2 separate regions of the Mus musculus genome follow, and region 2 is linked to region 1. Evidence: chromatin loops called from intact Hi-C (ENCODE). Cell type or tissue: left cerebral cortex. All regions are shown on one strand.

What was found. Hi-C counts contacts between places; a loop is a spot of excess contacts. Peaks named below come from ENCODE experiments on the same cell type or tissue, not always from the same donor. Only the 100,000 strongest peaks of a DNase experiment are listed, where the experiment ranks them.
Region 2: a loop joins it to region 1, with 3 times the contacts of the local background. A loop is called at or near these places in 3 of 42 quality-filtered maps.

The regions. Positions count from the first base shown.
Region 1 is chr1:47,188,629-47,196,628 of GRCm38, reverse strand. No RefSeq gene overlaps it. Among named protein-coding and RNA genes, the nearest start is that of Gm39638, 59 kb to the left of the region's middle. In left cerebral cortex, no CTCF peak of the experiment used is centred here; DNase peaks (open chromatin) are centred at 401 and 3,402; H3K27ac peaks cover 1,854 bases.
Region 2 is chr1:47,110,986-47,118,985 of GRCm38, reverse strand. No RefSeq gene overlaps it. Among named protein-coding and RNA genes, the nearest start is that of Gm39638, 140 kb to the left of the region's middle. In left cerebral cortex, no CTCF peak of the experiment used is centred here; DNase peaks (open chromatin) are centred at 4,367 and 6,384; H3K27ac peaks cover 1,416 bases.

The DNA of each region.
Region 1 (8,000 bases):
AAACCCCGTCCAATCCCAATGAATGACCAACAGCCACCAACCCATCTTCTCAGGGCTCTTGCATTTATATACCCTTTGAAAATTCCCAGAATGTCAAATGTCAATTCCAAATGTCAAATGTCAATTACAGAAACTATCTGCAGCTGGCAAAACCATGCCTCTAGTAGAGCAAGTGGCAAATCATTTTCACCTTCTGTGGACAGTCCAAAGCAGCCCCATATCTTGGAAATAAACCTGGGATTAAAACGAAAACATACTTTTATAATATTTCTGTGTTTTTTAAAGAAACCAAAATTCCTGTTACTATAAGCAGGCTCTTGGAGACATCTTTGATGTCTCACAACTCCTTCTATAAAAGGACTGTACACAAAATTAGAAAGCAAGAGAACTCTTCAGTATGAAGTAACCCAGGGGAAAGAACAAGAACCAAGGAAGAGAGGAAGGAAGAAAGCTGTGCAGGAATTAGGCAGGAAAGGCCATCATAGTGAAATAGTGACATTCACTTGATAAGCTCTGAAGGATGTACAACTTCAATAGACTCACAAGTGTTGGTGCTTTGTAGCTGTAAATCCACAGAGAAACTTCAAACATCTATCCATAGAACAAATAATGAGTCAATTATGGCATAGAATTTCACTGTAATACTGTGAAACACTTTTGATTGAAAATTACTACATTTAAAACTATGCATAGAGGGCTGGTGTGATGTCTCAGCAGGTAAGGCACCTGACACCAACTCTGATGAACTGAGTTCCATCCTTAGAGTCTACATGGTAGAAGGAGAAAATCAGTGCCCACATTTTCCTCTCTCTCTCTCTCTCTCTCTCTCTCTCTCTCTCTCTCTCTCACACACACACATACACACACACACACACACACACGTGCATACACACCCTCGATGATAAGGTGTAATAAAACCATTTAAAAATTAAATATATGCATTTCAAAAATAAAAATGAAAACTTACTTGGATTCCCAGTATATAAATCAAATAAATTTTAAGTGTATACATTATTGATGTTTATATATGATAAAATATGAAAAGAGTGAAGATGATATCGAAATAGTAAGCGATTTTAGAAAGGATGAAAAAGCAACAAGCACACTTATGTTTTGCTGGGTTGAAGCAAGGTTTAGCAGTGTAGCTAAAGCTGGTATAAACCTTAGCATCCTCCTGCCTAAGCTTCCCGGGGGTTGAACTGAAGGTATTGCCTTAGGTATGGGCCACGCAATGTGGCTTCTCAAACATTTATAATAAAGCCCAGGCCTCCTGATTGCTAATTAATAAGATCATGCTTTAAAAGGGAATCTTCACTAAGCTAAACTCAAAATCAGATCATACGATTAGACCTAAACCCAACTTTACACAACATTATACATGTCCTTCCTTAAATAACTCTAACTTCTCATAGCATGACTGTCAGGAAGTTGCAGGGATGTGTTCACAGTAAACGCTTGGAGAAAAGGAAGCTCTCAAAAAAATAATAATAATAAAAAGGAAAAAAAACAACAACAGTGAAAACATCAATTACAGTCATAAGCAAAAAGGCAAATCTTCACACTAGATTTTTAAAAATCAAAATTAGAACAACTTTTTCTTTTGTTTTCATACCGATTTATGTACCTCAGTTTAATCTAAATTAATTTACCTAATTTTATTCCAAGATTAAATAAATTAAATGTGCCCACATAGGTCCACATATTTTTCATTTATTTACAAAATAATGTGCACATAGATACATAAATATGTGCAGAGACATACATGGAGTATACCAACATCTGTCTTGAGAGGAACTGGCTGGCCAAAGAGATTAACAAAAGATCCATTCTGAAGTGATGAAAGCAACTTTATTCACAAGGGACAGGCCCAAAATACTGCATGGCATAATTGCACATCTGCCTTAGCATTTGCACATTCCAAGGGAAATAGACATCTGACAGCAGCAGGCCTCAGGCATGGACCTTAGTCCTGATCACCTGTTGTGCTGCAGATTTACTGACTGATGGGTTTATAAGCACACAAGACTGGGAGTTCCCTACAAGAATGTAGCATTTAAAAATCCTCATATGACATTCTGGGCTAGAAGTCAGTCTAAGCAGGCACACAATTTCTTTGTTGTTGAATTGTGGGGAGCCGCCCTCACATTCGCCGTTGCAAGATGGCGCTGACATCCTGTGTTCTAAGTGGTAAACAAATAATCTGTGCATGTGCCAAGGGTAATTCTCCACTCCATGTGCTCTGCCTTCCCCGTGACGACAACTCGGCCGATGGGCTGCAGCCAATCAGGGAGTGACACGTCCTAGGCGGAGGATAATTCTCCTTAAAAGGGATGGGGTTTCGCCATTCTCTCTCTTGCTCTCTTGCGCTCTAGCGCTCTGGCTCCTAAAGATGTAAGCAATAGAGCTCTCTTGCTCTCTTGCTCTCTGGCTCCTGAAGATGTAAGCAATAAAGCTTTGCCGCAGAAGATTCCGGCTTGTTGCGTTCTTCCTGGCCGGTCGCGAGAACGCGTGTAAGATTGAATCCTTTTTGAAAGAAGGCAGGATGATATGGATAGAGAAGATGGGAGGAATTCAGAGCCCTGCTTCATCCCTCCAGCCAACAATGGTTGCCTGAAAGTCACTACTAGGGACACTGGGGAGCCACAGTAAAGAAGACCTGCTTGTAGGCCTCACTAAACCAGAAGCACAAGAATGTGAATCTGGACACAGATATACGCTTAGGTAGGTTAAGATTTTCCATAGACTTGAATTACCCTAGTTTAATAAGGAAAGCTTCTATCATGGCCAACCTCAAGATCAGATTTCCCTCCCATAATGCAGGTACCAGGTAGGGCTAGGTCATTAGAATGGCATTGTACATGGTATCAGATTCTCAGCAACACAATTCTTGTTACTAGGAAAGGCTTCTTCCTTCCCTTCAACTGGGAGAACTTGGGTAACCTTGGTGAAAGAAGCCCAGGACTAAGGTCCTAATAATACCAATGTTTTCCTTGATTATTTCCACTGAAGCAGACTTATCAACAGAACTGTCAGCAAGCACTAACTGTTTGGTTCTTTGGGTTTTCTTCCATTGCAGGATAAAAATCCATATTAGCACCCAAATGCCCAGAACGTCAGAAATGTACAAGGAATTACTCTTCTTATAACATGACATAATAAACTGTATGGAGACAACTGTAGGCAGAAGACAAACATCTTCAAAGAACATTGCATACTCCCTCTCTGCAATAAAAAAAAAATTTCTGGATGAAAAAGAACACGATTCTGATTGACTCTTTGCATCTCTGCCTTGAAATAAAGATTCCAACTTCTCCTGAATCTGAATTTAACAAAATTAACACTGGCAGGGCTTGGTGAGTCAGTCTCAGTGGGGAAAGGTCCCGACTGCTGCAGAGGCGTAAACAGCAAGCTGGTGTTTGGATGAAGACCTAGAAAAGAACACCAGAGTGGGTGGTTAGTGGAAACAGATGCTCTGTGCTATAGAGGAGTAATGATCAGACAGTATTTTTAGTTTCTCTTTAACTGTATTGGGGAAAGAAAATCCATTGTTAGTCTTCTCTCATTTAAAGAGTTACAAAGTTGCAGTCAGTGAATGTGCTTGTGTATGACTGTGGATACGATGATGTCTTAGTTTCCTTCTTGCTGTGATAAAATATCCTGATAAAAGACAACATGTGGGAAAGACATTTGGCTCACAGTTTAAAGGGAAGTCATTGCACCGTCACTTGAGACCTCTGCTCACATTGAATCCACAATCAGGAAGCCCAGATTTATGAATGGTAGAGTTCAGATTGCTTTCTCCTTTTATTCAGTCCAGGGCATCCTTTGGACAGTCATGCCACCACACCACACTAAGGGTGAGCCGTCCCACCTCAATTACCCTTATCCAAACACTCAGCATGAGAACTGAAACTTCGTAGTCCAACTCCATGAACTCTTCTCGGCTTCCCTTGATCCATTAATGTATGCTGAACTTAAAATCACCTTCCCATTGTTTCAGATATTTAACATGGCTTACCTTACCTGTCTTTATGTTTTAAACTCAGCACTTTACTAAATATATCAGAATGCAAAAAGGATACATATGTCTCTCCATGGTTTCAGGGAAATGTGGGAAAAGCAGGGGCCTTGTGCTCAGACTTCTTTATCTGTTAGAATGTGGAGAATGAAAATAACAATAAAGAACTAAAGCTCCTCTCTAAGCTTTGTCTGTGATGGCCTGTCTGTTTTTAAATCAATATCCTTTGAACTTCTGAGAATTAACACAGTAGAGAAAATAAAAATAATGCATGCCCTCACAGACATGCCAAAGGCTTTTCTTGTTAGTGATCCTATATCCTGTCTAGTTGGCAATTAACCTTCATAGGTGGCATACTTGTAACTTACACTGATATACAAGTGTAGTTTGTTTAAATACTGAGCCATTTCACTATCCACCTCAATGTGGAGCAGCTTATTCAGGTTTCAAATATTAATAGACTGTTTTTTATTAAATTTATAATTTTAATTTTTCTATTGTTTACTGTTAATTTAGTAACAGTGGTCACTAGTTTTAATGTATAGGATTACAGAATTTTGGAGATATAAAATAGCTTAAAACTTATCTAGTCTGTGTCTACTTTTACTGTGTAAGTCCAAGGCAAGTGTGAATAAGAAGTCTTTGACAACTCATCCAGTGAGTCAGATGAAACAGGGCAAGAATCAGGTTTCTTAAATTCTTCTCCACTGCAAGACCCTCTGCAGGAAAAATAAACTGACTTAAGCGCAATATAAAAGCCAATTTTTTTCCTTTGGGGAAAAAATTAACATTTCTGGCAAAGTGCTTAAGCAAATTTCTTATAGAGTTTAATTAAATCCTGTTATGGGACACTCCTTCCTACACAGCTGTCAGTCGAGAGTGAGCTTTAACATGATTTTTTCATTTATATATGACTTAGCAGATCCAAAATTCTATCTCAAGGACATTTTAAATTCCCAGTATCAAGTTCAAACCCCATAACACTAAGGGAGAGTGTTGAGAAATATAATCTAGGTTCCATCGTCGAAAAACTTTTAAGAGGTCCTGTGTCTAGGTAAGGGGCACAATGAGCAGCCCAGCCTAGAGGTGAGTGCTGTTGCCCAGCACTGACTACCCAAACAATCACATGCAGCAATAATGAGTCTTAGCTCTGGCTTTGAGAGGCTTTCTTCTGTACACAGATTAACTTTTTCTGAGTTAACATTTTTGTGATCTCCCAAGGTTAAAATGATCTGCTTAGATAATTGTAAAAACAAAACTATTAAAGAACAACCAAAAAAAAAATCATCGTTTAAAGTCTTTAGAGTTACAGTAGAGAAATCTAAGATAATATTGATACTTGGAATAAATAAAATCACAACTAATGATCTACTGTGAGAAAAGCAGTCTTTGATTAACACCAAAGAAATTGTTTAATAAGCACTTTCTGCTTGTTCCACAGTTATGCAAGCACTCGCTGGCTCTTCATTACACAATTATTGGAGTGATAATGCCTTTATGAGCACTAATCACTTCCTCTGGCCTCTTCCCACCCAAAGCTGTATCTCTAATTGAGTTTGCCCAGGAAGTACATTATACAGTTGTCCATCACAGGTTGACAGACCAATTTTCAGACTTCCTAAGCAGCTAGTCAGCAGACTACAGTATCTGGCAGAGAATTCTAGACATTGGAAGCACATGCATTATTAAAAATCTTGTTTTTTCTTTCTGTTGGGTTTGCTATTTTCTCAACTGGTCCCCCTGCATTCATCATCTTACAAGGTGAAGCACATGCTTCAGGTCTATAAAAGTAGCCAAAATAAATGTTATTAACATAGAATGGAGGGCTGTTTGTTGAATTTACAACAACTATTCTGCTCTAATTGACCACTTTATAGACATTAACTTAGTCTTCACAAAAAATTATAAAACAGTGTTCTATTTCACATTGATGTCAACAGAAACCCCATGAGGTTGAGTAACATGGAAGACTGGCCAGAAGGTGCCAGTCAAGATTCTCACTATTTGAAAATTAATATGGTAATCCTATTTTCTCTGTTGTTATTAATCTATTAACAGAGAAGAGACATGAAACCAATGAAGATATTTTTATTGAGTTGGGAAGGAAAGAAAATTTCCTTAGTGAAGAGACTTTATAGTAGTTGCACAAGTCTATACTCCCACCAGCAATGAAGGCATATTCCCCTTGCTCCACATTTTCACCAGCATAAGCTGTCACTCAAGTTTTTGTTTAGTCATTCTGACCAATGTGAGATCATCATCTCAGCTGATGACTAAGGATATTGAATATTTCCTTAAGTGCTTCTCGGTCATTAGAAATTCACCTATTAAGAATTCTCGGTTTAAATCTATACCTCCTGTTTAAATTGGCTTATGGGTGATCCACTTGAATTTAAGTTTTGTGCAGGGATAGATATCGATATATTTGTATTCTTTTACATGCTGACACCCAGTTAGACCATCACAATTTGTTGAAGATGTTTTCTTTTTCCCACTGTATACTTTTGGCTTCTTTGTCAAAAATCAAGTGTCCATAACTATGTGGATTTACTTCTGGTTCTTCAATGTGATTCCATTGATTACCCTATCTGTTTTTATGATAGTATAATGCAGATTTTATTACTATTGCTCTATGTGTAGTAGAGCTTGAAATAAGAGGCAGTGATGACTTCGGAAGTTCTCTTATTGTACATGATTGTTTTAACTAATTTGTGTTTTTTTGGTTCTCCATATTAAGTATTTTTTTTCAAAGTCTGTAAAAAAAATCACATTGGAATTTTAATGGGAATTGCCTTATGTAACACATGTGCAGCTGAGTCTTCATGTGTGATTCCTAAAGCAGAAGTCTGGAATGTTTGACTATATTGCCTGCCTTTGGATTCCTTTCCCGTAACCTAGCTGCCTTCTCTATCCTCAGTAGAAGAGGATGTACCTAGTTTTACTTGATATTCCAAAGCTGGTTGATATCCAGTGTAAGCCTTCCCTTTTCTGAGAAGAAAGGGAGGAGGTGGAGGTGAGGAAAGAAGGTAAGAGGGATGGAGTGAAAAGAGAGGAGGGCAAGGAAGCTTTAATTGGAGTGTAAAGTAAATAACTTAATTGACAGAGAGAGAGAGAGAGAGAGAATGAGAGAGAAAGGGAGACTATAGCCAGACAGAGCATGGTGAACATAGCTCTGGCAGGCCTTGCCCTTCTCTCCCACTCCATCCACCTTGCTAAAACCCATTAGAATACACTCCTGAAGCTCACTCCCAAAGTCCATTCTCTTCTTTAACTAATTCCTCCTTCTGAGGCTGACTACAATGGTCCAGCTCTTGAAATATTGAAGTACAGCTATCAAAAGTGCCCGTTAGTTGTAATTAACATGCCCAATCAAAATTAATCACCTCATCCTAAGGACTTCCACTTTACCATCATAAAAAAACACTTGCACATGGGACTGTTTGTCCTCCCCATCCAGAGACAGTCCTTTGTCATCATCCTCCCTCCACCCCACACACACAAATGTACTTCCCTCCTCTCCCTTGTCCCTTGTCTCCTTTGTTCTCTTCCTCTAGCTCCTGTCTTTGTCCCTTATTCTTGTCTCTGTTCTTCTGGGGCAGATAAAGCTTCGTTTTGTTTTGTTTTGTTTTGTTTTGTTTTGTTTTGTTTTGTTTTTTTGAGACAGGGTTTCTCTGTGTAGCCTTGGCTGACCTGGAACTCACTCTGTAGACCAGGCTGGCCTCGAACTCAGAGATCCATCTGCCTCTGCCTCCCAAGTACTGGGATTAAAGGCATGCACCACCATGCCCGACAAATCTTTGTGCTGAAAACTTGATATTGAGGTGTCTTGAGCTGACTTTGAGGTCCCTACAATTTGTGAAAAGAAGACAATCATGAGATCTTCTGCTAGTTACCTTTCTTGAGAGAATAAAGTACACATGTGTTGCCTATAAATGATGTTTTATAGACCAGGTCCCAAAAAGTACTTATATCTAAAATTTAT
Region 2 (8,000 bases), 78 kb after region 1:
AAAGAATACCAAATTAAAGGGCCCTTAAATATCTTCAACAAAAATATAGAAGAAAACTTCCCTAACCTAAAAAAAAAAAGAAATTCCTGTAAATACACAAGAAAACCTACAGAACTCCAAATTGATTGGACCAGAAAAGAAAGTCTTCCCATCTCATAATAAACAAAACACCAAAAGCACTAAACAAAGAAAGAATATTAAAAGCAGTAAGGGAAAAAGGTTGAGTAACATATAAAAGCAGAACTATCAGAATTATACCAGACTTCTCACCAGAGACTATGAAAGCCAAAGGATCCTGGCTAGATGTCATACAGACCCTAAGGGAACACAAATGCAAGCCCAGGCTACTATACCCAGGAAAACTCTCAATTACCGTGGATGGAGAAACCAAGATATTCCTTGACAAAAACAAATTTACAAAATAACTCTCCACAAATCTTGTTCTTCAAAGGATAATAAAAGGAAAATTCCAACACAAGGAGGGAAACTACACCCTAGAATAAGCAAAAAAAAAAAAAAAATATATATATATATATATATATATATATATATATATATATATGTATATATCTTCTTTTAATAAATCAAAAAAGAAGATAGCCACAAAAAAAAAAATGGAGACATAAGTACAAAAACCCAAGAAATCTAAAAAATCATCAGATCCTACTACAAAAGCCTATGCTCAACAAATCTGGAAAATGGGGATGAAATGAACAATTTTTCTAGACAGGTAACAGGTACCAAAGTTAAGTCAGGATTAGATATACTATCTAAGCAGTCCCATATCTTCTAAGAAATAGAAATGGTCATAATAGTCTACCAACCAATAAAAGCCCAGGACTAATTGGGTTTAGTGCAGAGTTCTATCAGACCTTCAAAGAAGACATAGTACCAATACTCCTCAAACTATTCCACAAATAGAAACAGAAGGTAGTATACCCAATTCTTTCTATAAAACCACAATTACACCGATAACTAAATCACACAATGACCCAGCAAAGAAAGAGAACTTCAGATCAATTTCTCTTATGAATATCAATACAAAAATACTCAATAAAAGTTTCAAAAACTGAATCCAAGAACACATTAAAATGATCATCTATCATGATCAAATAGGCTGCATCCCAGGGATGAAGGGATGGTTCAATATACAGAAACCCTTCAACAGAATCCACTATATAAACAAACTCAAAAACACATATGATCATTTCATTAGATGCTAAGAAAGCATTTGACAAAATCCAACACCCTTTCATGTTAAAAATCTTGGAAATATCAGCAATTCAAGGCAAACATAGTAAAAGCAATAAACAGCAAACCATAGCCAACATCAAACTAAATGGAAACTTGAAGCAATCCCACTAAAATCAGGGACTAGACAAGACTGCACATTCTCTCTCAACCTATTCCATATTGTACTTGAAGTCCTAACCAGAGCAATCAGAAAACAAAAGGAAGTCAAAGGGATGCAAATTGGAAAAGAAGAAGTCAAAATATCACTTTTGCAGATGATATGATAATATACTTAAGTGTACAAAAATTAATATACAAAAATTCCACCACGGACCTGATGAACCTGTTTAAAAAAACTTCAGCAAAGTGGCTGGATATAAAATTAACTCAAATAAGTCAGTGGCCTTCCTCTACACAAAGGATAAACAGGCTGAGCAATAAATTAGGGAAACAACACCCTTCACAATAGTCACAAGAATACAAAATACCTTGGTGTGACTCTAACTAAGCAAGTGAAAGATCTGTATGACAAGAACTTCAAGTCTCTTAAGAAAGAAATTGAAGAAGTTCTCAGAAGATGGAAAGATCTCTCATGCTCATGGATTGACAATACTAATATAGTAAAAATGGCCATCTTGCTGAAAGCAATCTACAGATTCAATACAATCTCCATCAAAATTCCAACTAAATTCTTCATAAAGTTAGAAAGAGCAATTTGCAATTTTATCTGGTGTAGCCTCCCATAAGCCTGAAGCAGGCTGAGCCAGAACTTGACCTTGCTGCCACTAAGGAGATTATCTAGGGTGGAGCCTTCCTCCCTTGATCACTCTATTGTTAACCCACTGTCTGCTGTTCCTCTTCAAGATACTGCTACCTGCTGAGAAGCCCCAGAGCTATTCCAGAGACTATACCCTATCCTGCACATCATCACCTGCAGCTGGTTCCAGGATCCAAGGATGAAATGGCGGGAATGGACTTTCCCCCCTCTTTTATAAAGCGCGTCCGCCATTAAAAATTTGAACCTTAATTAGAAGGAGCAATTTGCAAATTCATCTGGAATAACAAAAAATCAAGGATAGCAAAAACTCTTCTCAAGGATAAAAGAACCTCTGGTGGAATCACCATGCCTGACCTAAAGCTTTACTACTGAGCAATTGTGATAAAAACTGCATGGTACTGGTATAGAGACAGACAAGTAGACCAATGGAACAGAATTGAAGACCCAGAAATGAACCCACACACCTATGGTCACTTGATCTTCGACAAGGGAGCTAAAACCATCCAGTGGAAGAAAGACAGCATTTTCAACAATTGGTGCTTGCACAACTGGTTGTTATCATGTAGAAGAATGTGAATCGATCCATACTTATCTCCTTGTACTAAGGTCAAATCTAAGTGGATCAAGGAACTTCACATAAAACCAGAGACACTGAAACTTATAGAGGAGAAAGTGGGGAAAAGCCTTGAAGATATGGGCACAGGGGAAAAATTCCTGAACAGAACAGCAATGGCTTGTGCTGTAAGATCGAGAATTGACAAATGGGACCTAATAAAACTCCAAAGTTTCTGCAAGGCAAAAGACACCGTCAATAAGACAAAAAGACCACCAACAGATTGGGAAAGGATCTTTACCTATCCTAAATCAGATAGGGGACTAATATCCAACATATATAAAGAACTCAAGAAGGTGGACTTCAGAAAATCAAATAACCCCCTTAAAAATGGGGCTCAGAACTGAACAAAGAATTCTCACCTGAGGAATATGGAATGGCAGAGAAGCACCTGAAAAAATGTTCAACATCCTTAATCATCAGGGAAATGCAAATCAAAACAACCCTGAGATTCCACCTCATACCAGTCAGAATGGCTAAGATCAAAAATTCAGGTGACAGCAGATGCTGGTGTGGATGTGGAGAAAGAGGAACACTCCTCCATTGTTGGTGGGATTGCAGGCTTGTACAACCACTCTGGAAATCAGTCTGGCGGTTCCTCAGAAAATTGGACATAGTACTACCAGAGGATCCAGCAATACCTCTCCTGGGCATATATCCAGAAGATGCCCCAACGGGTAAGAAGGACACATGTTCCACTATGGTCATAGGAGCCTTATTTATAATAGCCAGAAGCTGGAAAGAACCCAGATGCCCCTCAACAGAGGAATGGATACAGAAAATGTGGTACATCTACACAATGGAGTACTACTCAGCTATTAAAAAAAATGAATTTATGAAATTCCTAGCCAAATGGATGGACCTGGAGGGCATCATCCTGAGTGAGGTAACACATTCACAAAGGAACTCACACAATATGTACTCACTGATAAGTGGATATTAGCCCAAAACCTAGGATACCCAAGATATAAGATACAATTTCCTAAACACATGAAACTCAAGAAAAATGAAGACTGAAGTGTGGACACTATGCCCCTCCTTAGAAGTGGGAACAAAACACCCATGGAAGGAGTTACAGAGACATAGTTTGGAGCTGAGATGAAAGGATGGACCATGTAGAGACTGCCATATCCAGGGATCCACCCCATAATCAGCATCCAAACGCTGACACCATTGCATACCCTAGCAAGATTTTCTCGAAAGGACCCAGATGTAGCTGTCTCTTGTGAGACTATGCTGGGGCCTAGCAAACACAGAAGTGGATGCTCACAGTCAGCTAATGGATGGATCACAGGGCTCCCAATGGAGGAGCTAGAGAAAGTACCCAAGGAGCTAAAGGGATCTGCAACCCTATAGGTGGAACAACATTATGACCTAACCAGTATCCCGGAGCTCTTGACTCTAGCTGCATATGTATCAAAAGATGGCCTAGTCGGCCATCACTGGAAAGAGAGGCTCATTGGACACGCAAACTTTATATGCCCCAGTACAGGGGAACGCCAGGGCCAAAAAGGGCGAGTGGGTGGGTAGGGGAGTGGGGGTGGGTGGGTATGGGGGACTTTTGGTATAGCATTGGAAATGTAAATGAGCTAAATACCTAATAAAAAATGGAAAAAAAAACTTGAACCTTGAGCAGACTAGTTGTTCTCAACCCACCTAGGCACCCTCTTTTCTTTCAGTTCCAAGATGCCTTTCAGGCTCGAACCCACACTTGTGAGCCGCTGGCCAGCCCCCACAATCTGGAATAAAAACAAAGCAAAAACCTAGGATAGAGAAATCTATTCTCAACCATAAAAGAGCTTCTGGTGGAATCACCATGCCTGACCTCAAGCTGTACTACAGAGCAGCTGTGATAAAAACTGCATGCTATTGGTACAGTAACAGGCAGGTAGATCAATGGAATAGAATTGAAATCCCAGAAATGAACCCACACATCTATGGTCACTTGATCTTTAACAAAAGAGCTAAAACCATCCTGTGGGGGAAAAAAAATAACAGCATGTAAATTGATCTATTCTTATCTCCTGTACAAAGCTCAAGTCCAAGTGGATCAAGGGCCTCCAAATAAAACCAGATACATTGAAACTAATAGAAATGAAAGTGGGGAAAAGCCTCAAGCATATGGGCACAGGGAATATTTTCCTGAACAGAACACCAATAGTTTGTGCTCTAAGATCAAGAATTGGCAAATGGGACCACGTAAAATTGCAAAGCTTCTGTAAGGCAAAGGACATTGTCAATACGACAAAACAGCAGCCAAGAGATTGGGAAAAGATTTTTACCAATCCTACATCTAATAGAGGGCCAATATGCACTATATACAAAGAATTCAAGAAGTTAGACTCCAGAGAACTAAATAACTCTTATTTAAAAAGGGATACAGAGCCAAACAAAGAATTCACAACTGAGAAATACCAAATGCCTGAGAAGCACCTAAAGAAATGTTACTTCTTATTTGTGAAATTGTAAGATATGGGACTATAGCCTAAATAAAGACTAAACACATAACAAAGTTCATCTTATATTTCAAACAGACCCATCAAAGATTAAGTTTGAAAGCCCAACAATATTGAACAAAAATTTTGATGTCATTCATGATCTAAATATTTAAATATTTTTATATTAAATATAAGTCACAGAATTTTATGTCTCCAATCAGTTCTTACCTACCTAGAGAGAAATTTCCTCGTAACCAGTAGGTATCACAACTGTTAGGATCTCTACTCTGACTCTGGAGAGTAGAGTATATGTGTTTATCATTCCATTGTAAACCATTTTTGCCTGAAGCTAGGAGTTATGTTTCCCCTGAAAACTTAATAATTATGATCCTTGAAACTCCCCTCTAAATTCCAATGCCTAAACTTTTAACCTGCTGCTTTTTTATGGATCGTAGTCAAATTCTCTTCATTTTTTCATCTCTCTTATAATCACTGAGATCAAAGTAGGGCATATATAATTTTCCATTAAAATATAAATCTCTTTACACCATGCATTCTGTGAGTACTGGTTTGGGAGGCAAATGACTTAGAAGGAACTCATGTCTGTCTAACTTTTTACCTACTCCTTTTAGATAACTCTTCTTACCTGTCTTTGTCTTGGGTTGTTTGAAGGTGGATTCCAGAGATTGCCCTAGACTGTGTTTGCTATCTACAGGTGGTATAGTTTTATAACTTCCTGAGGCAAAACAATATATTTTAGAAGATATTTCTGTATAGCTAACTTTTTTTTTTTGCATTATCCTTTGAATAGTTTTCCTTCACAAAACAAATTATCCTTTCTTTATCCCCAGGGATTTATTATTTCAGCTTGTCAAAGTCAGTCAGAAATCTTCATACAAAGTGAAGAATTCACTTAAAATAACTGCCCTTCAAGTTCAACATGCATCAGCTAGGCTGGAGTAAGGAAAAGGAAAACAAAATATATCTGTGACTATTGAATCTGTTCCAGGAATTTATAGAAAATAAACTAGTATTTCCTAACTAGTATCATAAAGAAATTTTAAATTTGACAGCATAAATGGTACAAAGGTGAAATTATCTTTGCAATTCATCTTCCATTTTATTCTTTTCCTGTAATATTTATTTAACACCCTCATTTACTGTGTTAGGTTTCATGCCAAGAAAGCATAACAGATGTGTTTCTTGTCCTTGAAAAGCTCAGATCCTAAAATAGGTTTCTACAAAAACAAGAAAAAGTGTAACAGAGATGAAACACACAGAAAATTTATGACTCCTTCCAAGTTCCTTTACCATGGTGGGATAGCTAGTATCTGATATCGAAGAGGTCTGTGTCTCCAAGACAGAGCTCAGCATTGGGCAGCCTCTCTGTCCTGCTTTCCTCCATGTGCCTCTTAGGAGTAGCCTTGGGTAGAAGCAAATGTCCTCACTCTTTTCTCAGTTCTTTGTTCACACTTACCTCTTTCCCATTTCCATCTTCCCACACATCCCCCTACTTTCTTCCTTTATTTACATACAGGTAAAGAACTCCAACAATTTGATGTAGAGTCAATCTCATATTTTCCTTGTCTTTAGGTTCCCAAAATTTTTATCAACTTGTTTCTCTATAATCACTCTCAGATTCTTTCTTCCCACGACAAAATGTTTTTTTTTTTTTTAGGTATTTAGCTCATTTACATTTCCAATGCTATACCAAAAGTCCCCCTTACCCACCCACCCCCACTCCCCTACCCACCCACTCCCCCCGTTTGGCCCTGGCGTTCCCCTGTACCGGGGCACACAAAGTCTGCGTGTCCAATGGGCCTCTCTTTCCAGTGATGGCCGACTAGGCCATCTTTTGATACATATGCAGCTAGAGTCAAGAGCTCAGGGGTACTGGTTAGTTCATAATGTTGTTCCACCTATAGGGTTGAAGATCCCTTTAGCTCCTTGGGTACTTTCTCTAGCTCCTCCATTGGGAGCCCTGTGATCCATCCATTAGCTGACTGTGAGCATCCACTTCTGTGTTTGCTAGGCCCCGGCATAGTCTCACAAGAGACAGCTACATCTGGGTCCTTTCAGTAAAATCTTGCTAGTGTATGCAATGGTGTCAGCATTTGGAAGCTGATTATGGGGTGGATCCCTGGATATGGCAGTCTCTACATGGTCCATCCTTTCATCTCAGCTCCATACTTTGTTTCTGTAACTCCTTCCATGGGTGTTTTGTTCCCACTTCTAAGGAGGGGCATAGTGTCCACACTTCAGTCTTCATTTTTCTTGAGTTTCATGTGTTTAGGAAATTGTATCTTATATCGTGGGTATCCTAGGTTTTGGGCTAGTATCCACTTATCAGTGAGTACATATTGTGTGAGTTCCTTTGTGATTGTGTTACCTCACTCAGGATGATGCTCTCCAGGTCCATCCATTTGGCTAGGAATTTCATAAATTCATTCTTTTTAATAGCTGAGTAGTACTCCATTGTGTAGATGTACCACATTTTCTGTATCCATTCCTCTGTTGAGGGGCATCTGGGTTCTTTCCAGTTTCTGGCTATTATAAATAAGGCTGCTATGAACATAGTGGAGCATGTGTCCTTCTTACCAGTTGGGGCTTCTTCTGGATATATGCCCAGGAGAGGTATTGCTGGATCCTCCGGTAGTACTATGTCCAATTTTCTGAGGAACCGCCAGACTGATTTCCAGAGTGGTTGTACAAGCCTGCAATCCCACCAACAATGGAGGAGTGTTCCTCTTTCTCCACATCCTCGCCAGCATCTGCTGTCACCTGAATTTTTGATCTTAGCCATTCTCACTGGTGTGAGGTGGAATCTCAGGGTTGTTTTGATTTGCATTTCCCTGATGATTAAGGATGTTGAACATTTTTTCAGGTGCTTCTCTGCCATTCGGTATTCCTCAGGTGAGAATTCTTTGTTCAGTTCTGA